Regions from separate parts of the Homo sapiens genome. Here all the other regions are linked to region 1. The links are chromatin contacts, found by Hi-C or POLR2A ChIA-PET in ENCODE. All regions are on one chromosome and are shown on one strand. Each heading gives the region's core, a stretch centred on a gene start or an enhancer-like site at or near the end of the contact. The rest is flanking DNA. Distances are from core to core; before and after follow the strand shown.

The links. A loop is a pair of places that touch in the nucleus more often than their neighbours do. ChIA-PET counts read pairs that join two places held with the same protein, here RNA polymerase II (POLR2A).
Region 2: a map of PC-9 shows a loop between it and region 1 (1.8-fold over the local background). The contact joins the promoter of RBP2 here to the promoter of RBP1 in region 1. A Hi-C loop is called at or near these places in 2 of 168 maps with a recorded cell type or tissue (PC-9 and endothelial cell of hepatic sinusoid). POLR2A ChIA-PET finds 5 or more read pairs at or near these places in 2 of 52 experiments (GM10248 and PC-9).
Region 3: a map of mammary epithelial cell shows a loop between it and region 1 (1.9-fold over the local background). The contact joins the enhancer-like site here to the promoter of RBP1 in region 1. A Hi-C loop is called at or near these places in 3 of 168 maps with a recorded cell type or tissue (MCF 10A, astrocyte of the cerebellum and mammary epithelial cell). POLR2A ChIA-PET finds 5 or more read pairs at or near these places in 2 of 52 experiments (MCF 10A and OCI-LY7).

Annotation. Positions count from the first base shown.
Region 1 is chr3:139,537,740-139,541,291 of GRCh38, forward strand. It overlaps RBP1 (retinol binding protein 1), which reads right to left and starts at 2,003. Exons shown (of 4, transcript NM_002899.5): 1 at 1,721-2,003; 2 at 1,042-1,220. The coding sequence starts at 1,979. All of the region lies in intron 3 of COPB2-DT (COPB2 divergent transcript), which reads left to right. RefSeq lists an enhancer at 1-1,078.
Region 2 is chr3:139,474,598-139,478,149 of GRCh38, forward strand. It overlaps RBP2 (retinol binding protein 2), which reads right to left and starts at 1,919. Exons shown (of 4, transcript NM_004164.3): 1 at 1,790-1,919. The coding sequence starts at 1,862. The region is part of intron 3 of COPB2-DT (COPB2 divergent transcript); the gene reads left to right.
Region 3 is chr3:139,599,574-139,603,125 of GRCh38, forward strand. The region is part of intron 4 of NMNAT3 (nicotinamide nucleotide adenylyltransferase 3); the gene reads right to left. Among named protein-coding and RNA genes, the nearest start is that of RBP1, 62 kb to the left of the region's middle. Within about 2 kb of position 1,763, at least 2 of the 41 ENCODE cell types and tissues checked have a DNase peak (open chromatin) inside an H3K27ac peak, as active enhancers do; they include mammary epithelial cell, where a contact is called at or near this core.

The DNA.
Region 1 (3,552 bases), core at 753-3,252:
ATCCCTCCCTCACTGTGCTGTGCTGTAAGATGACTAGCACAGTGCTGGACACACAGCAGACCAGCGGTAAAGACCCTTGGTAAATGGTGGGAGGTGGTGGGTGAGGACCCCATCAATAAGCAAGGTGGCTCCTGGGATGAACATAAGCCACTTCTGAACCCAAGACTATAAAGGGAGAACAAGAGTACCTTGACCTCCCAGCAACCAGATAATGTTGATGGAGGCCTGGGGCTGGCCTTCCGGCATCTGCTGTGGCAGTACTAATTGGGATGTCCTGGGTCAGGAGTTTCCCACCCTTGTGGAAGGGAGCTCTTGGCCCTCCCTCTTCCCCCACTGCTGTTTCCTCTGGTCTGGGCTGGAGGGGCCCTGACTTACTGAATAGGTGTCAGCTGCAAAGTTCAAAGAATGCTCAGTAGGCATTGGATGACAGGGTGGGGCAGGGGATGGCCAGGAGCCAAATCCCAGCTCTGGGGCAAGGATGGGCAGATCAGGGGGCTTCCAGCAGAGATCAAGGGGCCCCCAGCTTCCTGGAGTGACTTCACACTAAGTCATACTGAAAGTTTACACTTCAAAGGGGTTACCTGTGTTTCTTTTTTCTTTCCTCCTTTCTTTTCTTTTACCCTCCACCAGCCCAGTCAGCCAGAGAACGGCATCAACAGACATGCTTTGAACTCCAGACCCTCCCTAGCTGTGCTACTCTGGACATGTTACTTCATCTCTTTGAGACTGTTTCTTCATCTGTAAAATGGGCATATTCATATCTCCCTCAAAGGCTGTGTGAGGCTTAGGTGAAGTCATGTGCATAAAGCACCGGGCAGAGTGCCTGAACGCAGTGGAGACACAGCACATGGCAGCCTTCATAACCATCACCTTCCAGTGTAGATAGAGCAGGATGCTTCATGAGTTGGTGCTGCCCACCATGGGGGCTGAGAGTGGGAAGAGTTTTCAGTCCCTCAGGCCCTTGCCCCCTCTCGGATGAACTAGCCCAGCCCTTGGTCAGGCCCCCTGGGCAGGAGACACCAGGTGGACGCGAATCCTCACCATGCACTTGCGGTCATCTATGCCTGTCAGATCCTCCTCAAACTCCTTCCCAACCTGGAAGTCCATGATGTAGTTCCTAAAAGTGCTCAGCGTGCGGATGATCATATGGTCACCGTCCTGCACGATCTCTTTGTCTGGCTTCAGCAAGTTGGCGATTTTGCGCAAGGCCACATTGACGTCTGCGGTGGGGGTTGAACGGGGAGAGAGAGAGCGCCAGAGAGTTGGCAGGGAAACTCAGAGAACCGTTCCCAAGGTAGCGGGGCCCCAGGAGCCCTCTCCGCCCGCGAACACTGTTAGGGTTCCCGCTGGCTTTGCGTTGTCTCTGCGCACAGCCTGCCTGTGCCTCCCCTGCCGCCCCCAACAAAGTTTTCTGCTCTTATGTTAACCGTTTAAAAACAAAAAGTAGCAAACCAAGCCCCAGATTTACTAATGAAATTACCCACCTCCAGGGCCAACGAGCAGACATTTGCCACCGGTTAACCTAACAACCCCGAATTCTCCAATCTGCAGCCTGGGGGCTGCCCTGGGAGCGGTGGCCGAGGACGCCCTTTCTGGCGTCCGGGGGCACCGGACCGCGGCTCGCCGGGATGGAGGCAGGCAGGCAGCGTCTCGGGAGGGCTCTAGGGAGCGGCCCGGAGCTGCTCGGCGGGGCGCCCAGGGCGCAGCGGGCAGCGCTTACCGAGGGCGCGCAGGTACTCCTCGAAATTCTCGTTGACCAACATCTTCCAGTACCCAGTGAAGTCGACTGGCATTTCGGGGAGTGACTGGAGCCAGTTGGCCACAAGCGGGCGGGACGGCTGGAGACTGCCGGGACAGCGGCTGCCGGTGCTACGCGGGTGGTGGGCGGCCCGGAAATGAGCGCCCTCCGGGGACAGGGGGCTCTGCGGGGCGGCGACAGCTGGATTCCCAGCGCGCACAAAGCCTGCGGGAGGATCCATTGTAGCGGTCGCTCCTCCCCGCTTAGCGAGGGCGGGCGCAGGGGCGGGGGATGTCGAAGGGTCAGGTTTGTCCAGGCCGCGCCACCTTCGTTTCAGACGTTCAGTTCGTTTCCCCTACAAAGGAAGAGGAGACCGGAGACGGGACGTTTGCTTTGTTGGCCGAACTCTTCGGCTGCTGGGGATTTCCTTCAAACGCCATTAACTTCTCACACTCAGCAGCCACTCGGGAGTTGGGAAACAATCTCCTGGGGTTTGTGCTGGCGTGATTAAGGAAAGAGGCCACTTACAGGCCTTTGTCTAAAGCCTCGCGCCGGTGGTGGCTGGGGTCAGGAAAGCTGGGAGGTTCAACTACGGGCGAGAAAATTGGGGCACTTTCCACGTCTCTCCCGAAAATAAAAGAAAGGATGCCGGGCACGGCGGCTCACGCCTGTAATCCCAGCACTTTGGGAGGCCGAGGCGGGCGGATCACCTGAGGTCAGGAATTCGACACCAGCCTGGGCAACACGGTAAAACCTCGTCTCTACTAAAAATACAAAAAATTAGCCGGGCGTGGTCGCGGGCGCCTGTAGTCCCAACTACTCGGGAGGCTGAGGCAGGAGAATAGCTTGAACCCGGGAGGAGGAGGTTGTAGTGAGCCGAGATCGTGCCACTACACTCCAGCCTGGGCGACAGAGTGAGACTCTGGCTCAATAAATAAATAAATAAATAAGTAAAATAGTTGATGTTATTTGAAGTGCATGTGGCTAAAAAAGCCTTCTGGGTGATTCTGATGCACAATCAACTTTGAGATCCACTGCTGCTTTATGCAAATGTAAGCAATATACTGTTTATTAATGTTTCCTCCCGTTTCACCTAATGGCAGCACTGTACTCCACGGTGTTCTGGACTTTGCTTTATTCACTTAATATATTCTGGAGACTTTTCCATAGCTGTACATAGAAAGTATCCCCATTATTTTACGGAGTATTCCATTGCTTATCCAGCTTGTCCCCTGATGGACAAACTATATTGTTTCTGATCTTTCACTATTAAAAGCAGTACTGCAATGAAAATCTTTGATCACATCTCCTTTGTCACCTGCGTGGGTATGTCATTGTGGTTTAACTGCATTTGCCACCAAGTAGATGACATAATCACATGGGCTGACTTTTTGACCCTCTTTTTGACTACCTCTTTTAAATCGCTTTTTGCACAAATCACAGCCTAAGTGACAGCAGATAACATTTTCTTCCCCTCTAGCACCACCTTCCCCAGGGTGCCTCCCTGGGGCTCACATGTGTTCTCACAGTGCAGGCTGAATTAGGAAAAGGAGCCTCTTCCTCAGGGTAGAGACAGCTTCCTCCCAGGCAGCAACTTGGATTTCAGCGCTTCTCACCCTCTTTCCCTAGACTAGGATTTGTTTCTTAATCTCTGTGCTACTGACATTCTAGGCCACATAAGTCTTTGTTACAGGAGCCTGTCCTGTGTACTGTAGGATATTTAGTGGCATCCCTGGCCTCTACCCATTAGATCCCAGTGGCACCCAGACACAAAGATGTCGCCAGACATTGTCAAAGGCACTGGGGTGTGGGTG
Region 2 (3,552 bases), core at 669-3,168, 63 kb before region 1:
AATTGCTCAAAACCACAAGTACATCTAATATCATCTGGAGGGACAGGCAAGGCTGGGGCTATTATCTCTATTTGGCAGATGAGGAAACCGAGGTTCCAAAAGGTTAAAAAACTGGTTCACGGTCACAGAGCAAGCCCTGGACTCTAGTCCGAGCTGTGTTGACCCTTCTGCTTTGGTTTCCTTATCTGTATAATCTTGTTCAGAATTCTAGTTCCAAGCTATGCTCCAATCCATTTACCCATGTGTAGTATCAGAATCCCATTTCTATTGGCCACTCCTGGTACTAAAAATCACAGGTGCAACAGGGTTGAGGATGGGGCTCTGGTAGGAGGATTTTTGTCTCTTTCTTCCTCCTCCCAACTATATTGAGGTAAAAATCCTGCTAACCAGAATGAAAAGGAAAGCTATTCAGTGTTGGAAACCAGTCTAAAGAACATGAAGAGGCCGGGTGCGGTGGCTCACGTCTGTAATCCCAGCACTTTGGGAGGCCGAGGCGGGTGGATCACAAGGTCAGGAGATTGAGACCATCCTGGCTAACATAGTGAAATCCGTCTCTATTAAAAATACAAAAAATTAGCCAGGCGTGGTGGCGGGTGCCTGTAGTCCCAGCTACTCTGGAGGCTGAGGCAGGAGAATGGCATGAACCCGGGAGGTGGGCTTGCAGTGAGCTGAGATCGCGCCACTGCACTCCAGCCTGGGCGACAGAGCGAGACTCTGTCCCCAAAATAAAAAAAAAAAAAAAAAAAAAAAAGAACATGAAGAAAGTGCTTAGTTCCACAAATATGGAACATATCACAGCTCTCCTTTTTCATTGACATGGTGGACATTTTCAAGCTAGAAGTTTATCACACCAAAAAACTCATGATTTCCACTCTTGGAGAGACCTCCCACCATCATATCCAAGTTATTATTGGGCCTCTAACTCCACCCACTGCCGTTTCTCTCATTCTGCATGTGGAGGAAGTTCCAGCGAAGTTACCCCATATGTGGAGAACTTTAAAGCTAGAAGAGGTGATAAAGAGGCTGCTGAGGGATGGAATAAGGTCAGGCAGCCAAAGCCCCTTGCTCAGCACCTGGAGCACAGGAGCCACCCAGTAACTGTGAGCTCCCCTCTGGGGACCCACTCACTCTAGTCCCAGGCAGAACCTGTAGGCTGGGCAGGGCTATGTGTTTTCTGCCAGTTCCACAGGGAACCCACTCTGTGGTGAACTCAGGACATGCACCAATTGGTAGCCCTTGGCCTGGAACCCAGTTCAGAAGTCATATAAGCAGTGGGTTGTTTGTGCTATCTGACAACAGCCTCTCTAGGCTTCCATGAGCTTGATTTTCCCTAGGCTGAGAGATTTGCTAGCTATTTCTTTTCTGCTTCCCCATTACAAAACTGATAAAAGAACAATGCAGAGGTCATTGGTGGATAATATCAGGTCCAAGTGGTTATCAGAGAGATGGTGGTCACAAGGCAGAAGAGCGACTGTGTTATCCTCTCAAGTTTGGCTTTACTCTGTTGTGTGTGTATCCTCCTGACATACACATTCAGTGTATGTTTTCTGTGGGCCAGGCACTGTGCTAAGGCATCCTAGACATAATCTCATTTATCATTATTCCCAGTTTCCAGATGAGAAAACTGAGCCTCAGAGAATTCTTATGATCTGCCTAATATTGCACAGCTGTACATGAGGCATGAGGATTTGCCACAGGTCTGTTGAACTCCATAGCAGCACTGTCTGGAGGGCCAGACCACAGTACTCCCAACAACAGCTACCCTCCCCATCCCCAGTCTCCTCCTTACCCAGGGCCTTCATGTAGCCCTCAAAGTTTTCATTACTCTCCATCTCCCAGGTTCCATTCTGGTCCCTTGTCATGGTGGTGGCCACTGGTTCGGTGAGGGTTTGTGGTGGATGGCAAGGAGCAGGCTGCAGGGAGAATACACTGGAATGAGCTTCTTTTATAGCCTAGTGGGCCAGGTTTGTGACTCTGAAGATAAGAGGTTCAAAGGGCAGAAGCACAACTCAAAAGAACTTTTCTTTGTAAAGTTCAGCGAGACTATAGGTAACCCACGAACAAAGTCCTGGTATGGCCAGGCGTGGGTGTCCTAGTGTCCTGCACCATAAGCAGGGCCCTAGAGCAGCTCATTTTTGGCTGGCTGGGTCCCCATGGGCCCCTTGTCCCACACAGAACATTTCATCCAGTAATGGAAGAAAACAAACATCCAGGGTCTACCCCACATGTACTATGGGTCACTAGTACCCAGGCCTCAAGCCTGGAGTCTATCAGCCATGAATCCAGCACTCATAGCAAGGCTGGTGAAACTGAAAAGACAGAATTCACACCTGTGGAGCTCTACTCTACTCTGTTCCAGGCAGCATGCATACTTCATCTTGTTTCAGCTTACAAGAGCTCTGTGAGTTATGTTTAACCATCCTTATTTTACAGATGAGAAAGGATCATGGAGGTTAAATCACATGTCTAATCACAACTTGTAAGTGGTTGAGCCAGGATTCAAACTCAGATCTGTTGGGCTCCAAATCCTTTTCTTCAACAGTGTGCTAGGTCAGCTTTGAAAGAGGTTTGGAGCCTGACTTAAGAGACCAAATCTCTCTTGCTTCCCTGTGGAAGCAAGGTGCCCTGTGGACTTCCTAGCAGCAGGGTGAGACATGAGAAAAGTGTTTTCTGGGAACATGATTCTGCTAAAAGCAAGCTGAGCCTGGAGGGAGTCCAGATGGAGGCAGAGGGGTAGTGGAATGTTGTTTTAAGATCCAAGGGGAAAGCTGAGGATCACCTGGATCAAAGTGGGGGCATAGCTGGACAAGGACCCTTGGTTCAGGAATGTTCTCCAAATGGGCTGTCCCAATGGAAATGGGTTTAGTTTATTGCTCTGACACTCTATTCCAAGATGTGGTGTCTGAGAAGTGACTGTGAAGAATGGAGGTGTGGCCTGAGACAGATATACCATGAGTTCCCAAAGTGAGACCTATTTTGATGATGACACTGCAGCTCTCATATATGTATCCTTGTGCTGTGAAATCTAAGTAAATGACTCTGTGTGTGGTACGAGGGATATAAAACAGCACATTTATCTTTCAGTAAATACACTGGAGTTAGGAAGACAGAGTGAAAAATGGCCCAGCTGTTGTCAAAAGGCCAATGGGGAAAGGTAAGGGGTGAGAAAGAAATAACTTTACCACAAATGGAAAATGAGTGGAGGAAGGAGTAGACAGATAAGAAACCTTGGAGATTCATCCTGTGAAGTCCAGCCAGAAGCTGCTGTAGACTGAGCATTCAGCCTCCTGGGCTGGAGAAGTAGATAGTCCCTCCCAGGTCAAATTCCAGGGCCTCCACCGTCCCTCCTGCCTGCAACTGAGGCCTCCTACCCCGTAGGCCTCTCCTGTAAGAATGTGTAATGAGAAGCTGGCCTGGTAGGGGAAGGGGCTGGGGGCAAGACAGGAGTTGCTAATTGCACTAAGCCAGGGGCTTGGGTTTTCATGGGCATTGAGGGGGGAGGAATTTGTCTTGGTGTAAGACGCAAATTTGAAACTGAGATGTCTATATAAA
Region 3 (3,552 bases), core at 513-3,012, 62 kb after region 1:
TCAACTAAATGGTTATGCATGCCTTTACAAACAGACTGTTGTGATTAAACCTCGCCTCTAAGTGAAGCTTGGAAAATATGATCTGGCTGTGGCTACTGAGACTTTGAGGCCATTTTAGCACCATTGTCTTTATTTTCCTTATCAGTCTTCAAGCTTATTTAATGTTTTGCATCTTTTTTTGTTTCTCCAGAGAGCTCTTCAACTGTGTGATCCAAATGAATTTGAGAACACCTATTTACTGCTCCGCCCTGTGTCCTGCTGGCCAGAAGTGCCCATCAATTTCAAAGGCCTCTGTGTGACTGGATTGAGGAAGCCAAGAGCAGGGAGAAGAATAGATCCAGGTCTTCCCATTACTCCAAAATGGAGCCTAGCCCTCTGGCAGCACAGTCGGCCAGCTGGGACCACGGTGGCCATTACTGGAAGTGTGATCATCTGCCCTCTCTCCTCAGTGCCCTTGGAATATGTGCTCTTCTGTCTGGCTTCAATTTCTCTTACTTCTTTGTGTGTGAAGAGTCTTCCTTTCAATCAGCAAACTCTTCCTGCACACTATAAAGCCCACTTTGGTCTTCAGAATCTTTCAGTGCCTGAGCTTGTCAGTATGAGGTTTCTCTTTCTTTATTTCCAAATGTCCTGCTTTCTTTGTGTGCAACTTCTTAAGAATTTGGCAAAGTAAACAACAAAGCAGCAATATTTCATAGGGTTTAAACTTCCCTTTGGTCCTGGATAGAAAGGATTTTTTTTTTTTTTTTGAGACGGAGTTTTGCTCTTGTAGCACTGGCTAGAGTGCAATGGCGCAATCTTGGCTCACTGCAACCTCTGCCTCCTGGGTTCAAGGGATTCTCCTGCCTCAGCCTTCCGAGTAGCTGGGATTACAGGCACCCACCACCACGCTGGCTATTTTTTTTGTATTTCTCAGGAGAGACAGCATTTCACCATGTTGGTCAGGCTGGTCTCGAACTCCTGACCTCAGGTGATCCACCCACCTTGGCTTCCCAAAGTGCTGGGATTATAGGCCTGCCACCTGGATCTATTCTTCTCCCTGCTCCTGGCTTTTTCAATCCAGTCACAAAGAGGCCTTTGAAATTGATGCCTGCCACCACACCTGGCAGAAAGGATGTTTTTGTTTCTTCTTTTTCCTGTTCCTTTCTCTGCAATCATCTCTCTGAGTCTCAGACATGTGGCACTGGTTGGCTGGCAGCACCTTCTGTGTGTCTGAGCCCTTACATAGCTTCCAGAGGAAGGGGTGCTCCGTTGGGGTCCTGCCTGCTTTTGGAGCATTAGAATCTCCTTTTTTGCAAGCCTCTGTCTCCCATCATTTAACACCCAGCTGTGTCTCTCTGCCCACTGACCAGAATCTTTTCGCAGTAGGTGGGTTTTAAAAAGCACTCACCAGAACTCCCAAATGCTAGGGTCTCATGGCCCCTCAAAAACTCATTACCTTCTCTTTGGGATCCTCAGACCTGGCAGGAACCTCACATAGGAAGAAAGGCAGCCAGGGAGCAGGCAGTGAGGACAGGTTGTAATCAGGCAGTTCTGGCTGGGCATAAAGTCTGCTCCTGCTGAAGGCAAGCTGCTCAACACTGCACTGGACATCCTCCATGTGTGGAATCTAGGCAAAGCAGCTCTGTCCTCTATTAACAAATAACTGAGCCTGGGCAATCTGTTACTTCAACTGTCCTTTCAAGCCAGGCTTTGCAGTAACAGGAATTTGAGGTCCAGCATGCAGAGACAGACCTAAGTGTGAGCCTCTGCTACTTATGAGCTGTGTGACCTGGGGCAAATTACTTAACCTCTCTATACCCTATTCCCTTCACTTGTGCAATAAGAATAAATAATACCACACACTTCGGAGGCATGGCGTAAGACTCAAATGACTAATATAGGGATAGTTCAGGGGCAGATACACGGTTGGAAAGCACACTAGAAATATCAGTAGAATCTGAATTTTCCCCTACCTGCCTCCTTGTTTTCACTACAAATAACATTTCCTTTCCTGCTTTTAAGTCAAGAGGGGAACACACTGATTCTTTAGCAGACAGTTTAGCACACACTTCAAGCCAGAGAGTGTACCAGCAATGTGGATTCAGAAATAAATATGATGGGAGCCCTGCTCTCACAGGATGGGGTTGGGGGTGGGGGATAAAGTCCCAAGGGAGTTGGACAGTCTCCAGATGGGTAGTCACTGCTGGGCAGAAACACATGAGGGAAGTGTCAGGAGCCCGAAAGAAGCTCTGAACAGGTTGGAACACGTTTTCTGGAGGATGGGACATTGAAACTGAATCACCTACAATGTTGAAGGCAGATGGTAACCTAAGAAAGGTAAAGCCTTGTTAATCAAATCAATTCTTTTCACTTTAACTGTATTGGAAAGATACTTTAAAAAATCTTCATAACAACTGAAGCTCGATGATGCCTTGATTCTGCATTAACATCCTTGCCCATTTCTTGATACATTTTCAATTTACCTTCATGGTAATTTACACTCAAGGAAGCTGTCCAAGATATGCGGGGGATTCAATAAAATAGGTCATGGAGTTAAATGCTGTGGTGAAACACAGGGCTTAATTTTATGGATAAAATTTAAACTGCTTAGCTGCCTTTTTTGCATTATTCATGTTAAGACTAATGATTACTCACTAAATGGGAAGGAATCACTGTAGAAATCAGGAAGCCATTTTCTTAATTCTTTAAGCACATCTGATGGAGCTGTGGACTCTGCCCTTGAGGTTAACAGCATTGTATTAGGGAAGAGACCTGCTTGGCCCACCAGTCAACCTCCCTTGCCTGGGCTGCTCCTGAAACTGCTACAGGAACAGGAAACTTGAAACAAGATTTTTTCCTAAAATTGACATTGGGTAGAATGAACAGGATAGAAGACAATATATTAATGTCAGTTCCTTCTGGTATTTTTCAAAGTGAAGTCTGCATTGATGTCATTGACAAAAATGCAAATTCCAGATTGTAACCAAATCTGCTTACTGGCAGTGAGGTTTAGGCACTTTAATTATTCACAAGCATCCCAGGCAATTCTTATGTGCTAGTGGAGAACCACAGATTGGCATTGGCTATAGAGAGACCACTTCCTTTCAGTCATCCAAGGTTATTTTATTAACTTAGCACTGGGCTCCAACGTAAACAAGGGCTACTTTTCTATAATGATCAAATTACTAATTTTATAAGTATAGAATAAAAGGATATGGGTTTCTTAGATTGTAAATGTTTGATGTAGTTAATGCAATTTCATTTTTGAGGTTTGTTTCTAATAATACTCTTAATTTACATGTCTAATGGATTCCTTGTACACAATTCTGATCATGTAAATTTAAGATGATCTTTTCCACTTTGCAATACAAGACATTTAAAATAACCTAAAGTTGCCCATTCTCACTAAGCACCTGAAAATTAGTCCCTGTGGGGAAACTTTTTTCAAGTTTTATTTTTCTTTTTATTTCAAGTGTTGTTTATATTGTTTCTCTAACTGTTCTACCTAATGATTGATAGGCACCTACCTTCCCCAAAGAAAAAGGGTTAAGTGATCAAATATGTTTGGGA